Regions from separate parts of the Homo sapiens genome. Here region 1 is linked to region 2. Evidence: read pairs that join two places in POLR2A ChIA-PET (ENCODE). Cell type or tissue: Panc1. All regions are shown on one strand.

Region 1 (2,500 bases), 870 kb before region 2:
AGCCTGGCGACAGAGCCAGACTCCGTCTCAAAAAAAAAAAAAAAAAAAATTTAACTCCCGGCAGAACTCCAGAGATAGGCAGCTAGAAGAGAGACAGTGAGCTCTCCGTGCCATGGGGCATCCAAACAGAAGCATAGTGCTCACGAGGCTGGAGATCACCCAGAAAGGATCCCAACCCTGATCTGCAGATGGGGTAAAAGGAGACCCATACAGGGCAGCGACCTGCCCCCTGCTCCGTCCACAGTGGTCAGGACAAGAATCAGACTTCCGCTGGGTTTTTGTCCTTAGCCATTGGTGTGAGTCCTGGTTTTTATTTCAGACCTACTCCTCTGGGTTCCCGGAGAGTCCTGCACACTCAGGCCCCTGGAAAGCCTTTTTTTTTTTTTTTCTTTTCCCTACAGTATCCCTGAACAAGGCTTCTGGGTGCCCCAGGCTTATCCCCCACTCCCTTTCACTGCTTAGACCTTCTTTGAGATTCTCCAGTTCTTCAAGAAACCCATGGAGGCTGTGCGCAATGGCTCATATCCATAATCCTAGCTCTTTTGGAGGCCAAGGCAGGAGGATCGCTTAAGCCCAGGAGTTCGAGACCAGCCTGGGCAACAAGCGAGACACCCAGTGCACCTCAAAAAAAAATTTAAAAATTAGCCAGGTGTGGTAGTGCATTCCTATAGTCCCAGCTACTTGGTAGATGGAAGCGAGAGGATCACTTGAGCCCAGGAGTTCAAGGCTGCAGTGAGCCATGATTGTACCACTGCACTCCAGCCTGGGCAACAGAGCAACTCTGTCTCTAAAAAATGAAAAGAAAGAAACCCGTGGAGACACCCCTTTGGTGCCACCATGCACTGGGCCCGGGCCCAAGGAACCCCCAGGCTGGGGGACACAGAACCAGCCACATACTCTACCCCGCCCCCTGGATCAGTGCTAAGCTGGAAGGAAGGGTGGGGAGGTGGAAGGATCCTAAGTGGTAAGAGGATAGGAAGGCTTTTGGAGGAGGGAACATTGGAGGTGGGCCTTAAGGGCTCCTATTATCCCCACTTCTTCTTTTTTTTTTTTTTTTTTTCTTTTTTGAGACAGAGTCTTGCTCTTGTCACCCAGGCTGGAGTACAGTGGCGTGATCTTGGCTCACTGCAACCTCCACCTCCCGGGTTCAAGCAATTCTCCTGCCTCAGCCTCCTGAGTAGCTGGGATTACAGGTGTGTGCCACCATGCCTGGCTTTTTTTTTTTTCTTTTTTTTTTCGAGACAGAGTCTCGCTCTGTCGCCCAGGTTGGAGTGCAGTGGCACGATCTTGGCTCACTGCAAGCTCCGCCTCCCAGGTTCACGCCATTCTCCTGCCTCAGCCTCCCGAGTAGCTGGGACTACAGGCGCCTGCCACCACGCCTGGCTAATTTTTTGTATTTTCAGTAGAGACGGGGTTTCACCGTGTTAGTGAGGATGGTCTCGATCTCCTGACCTCGGGATCCACCCACCTCGGCCTCCCAAAGTGCTGGGATTACAGGCGTGAGCCACCGCGCCCAGCCTATCCACACTTCTCATATGAGCAAAGAGGCCCCAAGGGGTGCAGTGACCATCCTGAGGTCACACAGTGAGTGGGCGGCACAGCTGGGATGGGGACTCAGGGTTCTTTAACCTCAGGGCCCTCCCTACCTACTGGGTCACACATCCTTATCATGGAAGGTCCTTCAAAGCCTTCTCCTGGGAGAGGGGAGAGAATCTGGAGGAGGGAGACAGCGGGGGCAGCTTCTCCACCTCCCCCAGCCTCCCACCCTAGCCTTCTCCTCCATCCCCCACCCACCACCTCCCCCATCTCCCAGACCTGCTTCCCAGGTCACTCTTCTCCCTCACCACCCACTCTGGACCCTTCTATCCCTTCCTCCTCACAACCTTCCCTTCTACCTTCCAACCTCTTACTCTAGCAACTAAGGGTGTCCCTTCATCTGAGAAGAATGAGGTTAAGACTCTTGGTGGCCCTGCTAGGGGACACAATTAGTGGTTGGGGAAGGTATAGGATAGGAACAGAGGCAAAAGGACACGGGACAGACCATGAATAACAAGATGGTGCCCACCAGAAGGAGGGGGCTGGGGAGTTGGGGTGCATAAGGGCCAGCCCCAGCCAGCTTCGCTCTGCTGGGCTAGCCCTTCCCCCAGAGCTGGCCCAGCTGCCGGCCTCACGTAACCAGAGCCTGCCTGTTGCATCAGAGGTGGGCGGGTGGCCTCCGGTAAACAGAGCAGCCCTCCGGGGGCCCAGGGCTCCCCAGCCACCTCCACACTCCCCAAGCCTTGTTCTGCACCATGGAGTGGAGGCAGAAGCCCCCAGCCTGGCCCAGGCCCTGGCATGTCCTTGGGGCACCCCAGTGTATGGCACTGGGCACTGGATGGGGACAGGAGGGACCCACTGATGACACAGTATGAACTCTATAGTTTTCATGTCCAAAGAGAAAGTTGTGCTCAGACTAGAGGCCCACACTGCCCATGTCACAGACGGGTAAACTGAGGTGTGG
Region 2 (2,500 bases):
CGCCTCGGCCTCCCAAAGTGCTGGGATTACAGGCGTAAGCCATCTCGCCCGGCCAAGCATCAGCCTCTTCTCAAGGAGACTTCGAGTGAGGGCGAGGATTCCCCGAGCTCCCACTCAGCCTTGCCGCTCAGCCCCGTGGGTTTCCAAAGCCACTTCCAACCCAGCACCTCCGAGGGTCCTCACAGATGGAGAAATGAAGGCTCAGGACAGGCACACAATCCAAGCAACAGCCGATAATTGTTTTTTATTTTTTTTACAGATAGGGGTCTCACCATGTTGTCCAGGCTGGTCTCAAACTCCTAGGCTCAAACGATCCTCCCACCTTAGCCTCCCAAAGTGCTGGGATTACAGGCCTGAGCCAGTATGCTCAGCCAACCATTGTTTATCTATCATGAATGTGTGCCAGGCAGCTCCGGAACTCACCCATAGGGTGGCATCGTCATTCACTGCTCAGGCACAGAGAGGGTGAGGAACCTGCCCCAGGTCACACAGCAATGGTGACCTCCTCTTTCCACTGCCTCCTTAAACCTGAAGGATCCATTGACCTTCTCCCAGCTCAGGCACAGTCAGGACCCCAAAATTGGTTGGGAATAGGGTGTGGGGGGTAAGCAAGATCGGCTGCTGCTTTAAAACTCACTCCCCTGATTGTAACATCAGCTGAGGGACAGGATTTGAGGCACATAGTTAGGTGCCTGGAGGGCTTAACCCTACCGTGCCTCAGTTTCCTCCCTGGTCGGGGGGATAACAGCAGCTCTACCTCATGGGGGTTATTGGGCAGATTGCATGAAGGGAGGATGCCAGTAATCATTTTAGGACTGGCCTGGTATACAGCAAGTGCTCAATAAATGCTTGAAATAATCTAAGATGGCATCTCGCCTAGCACCTGTGGGGTGTCCAGAACCTCACGGGGGACCCTCCATCTTTACAACTATGGGGTTGGCGTGAGCAGCTCATTGTCCCAGGGCACCCAGGCAGTGGCCCCTCTGGATTGGCCAGTGCCATGGGGAATAGAAAGGCCGCTGTCCTCTGTGCCCTGGAGGCTGGCTTAGGAAGCCTGGCCCCAGGCCAGTGACCGTTCACCTTGCAGGCCTGCGATCCTGCCCTTCGAGCCGCCTCCCAGCCTGGGCCTGGCCTCTGCGGCCACTGGGCAGTGAGTGACTCACCCCTGCCCCGCCTCCACTGGAACCAGGCACCGAAATAGTCACCCAGCTCGCTCTCGGGAGTGGCCGTGGAAATATTTCAGGGCTGCATTCAGCACCTAAAAATACTCCTCACGTCCTCAAGTGTCTTCCCCACCCTCATCTCCCCTCCTCTGCACCACCAGGGCCAGACCCTCCTTGCCCCACCCCTCCAGCATCAAGTAACTCAGACATCCTGGCCCCAGAGCCTTCTCAAAGGTCAGCTTCTTCTGAAACCCCCTGAAATCTCAGACCAGGTTGGGGAGGCCGGGGCTCAGTGACATTGTCTGGGGAGACCTTCACTGCCCAGCAGTTTTCCTTAAACATTAAAAAAATGGCTGGGGGTGGTGGCTCACACCTGTAATCCCAGCACTTTGGGAGGCTGAGGCGGGCGGATCACGAGGTCAGGAGTTCAAGACCAGCCTGGCTAACACGGTGAAACCCAGTCTCTACTAAAAATACAGAAATTAGGCGGGCATGGTGGTGAGCGCCAGTAATCCCATCTACTCGGGAGGCTGAGGCAGGAGAATTGCTTTAACCTGGGAGGTGGGGGTTGCAGTGAGCCGAGATCATGCCACTGCACTCCAGCCTGGGTGACAGAGCAAGACTGTCTTGGGAAAAAAAATTAAAAATTAAAAAAATGGGCCAGGTGCAGTGGCTTATGCCTGTAATCCCAGCACTTTGGGAGGCTGAGGTGGGTGGACCACCTGAAGTCAGGAGTTTGACACCAGCCTGGGAAACATGGTGAAACCCCGTCTCTACTAAAAAATATAAAAATTGGCCGGGCGTGGTGGCTCACACCTGTAATCCCAGCACTTTGGGAGGCCGAGGCGGGCGGATCATGAAGTCAAGAGATGGAGACCATCCTGGCTAACATGGTGAAACCCCGTCTCTACTAAAAATACAAAAATTAGCCAGGCCTGGTGGCACACACCTGTAGTCCCAGCTACTCGGGAGGCTGAGGCAGAAGAATTGCTTGAACCCGGGAGGCAGAGGTTGCAATGAGCCGAGGTCACACCACTGCACTCCAGCCTGGCAACAGAGTGAGACTCTGTCTCAAAAAAACCAAAACAAACAAACAAAAAAATTAACCGGGTGTGGTGGCAGGCACCTGTAATCCCAGCTACTCAGGAGGCTGAGGCACGAGAATTGCTTTAACCCGGGAGGCAGAGGTTGCAGTGAGCTGAGATCTCGCCACTGCACTCCAGCCTGGGTAAGAAGAGCAAAACTTCATCTCAAAAAAAAAAAAATTAATTAGATTTAAAAATGGTTCTTGGCCGGGCACAGTAGCTCAAGCCTGTAATCCCAATACTTTGGGACGC

What was found. Peaks named below come from ENCODE experiments on the same cell type or tissue, not always from the same donor. Only the 100,000 strongest peaks of a DNase experiment are listed, where the experiment ranks them.
Region 1: POLR2A ChIA-PET joins it to region 2 with 11 read pairs; 2 of 35 experiments call an interaction of 5 or more read pairs at or near these places.

The regions. Positions count from the first base shown.
Region 1 is chr19:19,171,935-19,174,434 of GRCh38, reverse strand. All of the region lies in intron 5 of BORCS8-MEF2B (BORCS8-MEF2B readthrough), which reads left to right. Among named protein-coding and RNA genes, the nearest start is that of MEF2B, 2.9 kb to the right of the region's middle. RefSeq lists enhancers at 1-55, 1,699-2,305, 2,247-2,466. In Panc1, no CTCF peak of the experiment used is centred here; no DNase peak of the experiment used is centred here.
Region 2 is chr19:18,299,886-18,302,385 of GRCh38, reverse strand. No RefSeq gene overlaps it. Among named protein-coding and RNA genes, the nearest start is that of MIR3188, 19 kb to the right of the region's middle. RefSeq lists a cis regulatory region at 917-1,336. In Panc1, no CTCF peak of the experiment used is centred here; a DNase peak (open chromatin) is centred at 1,121; H3K27ac peaks cover 1,688 bases.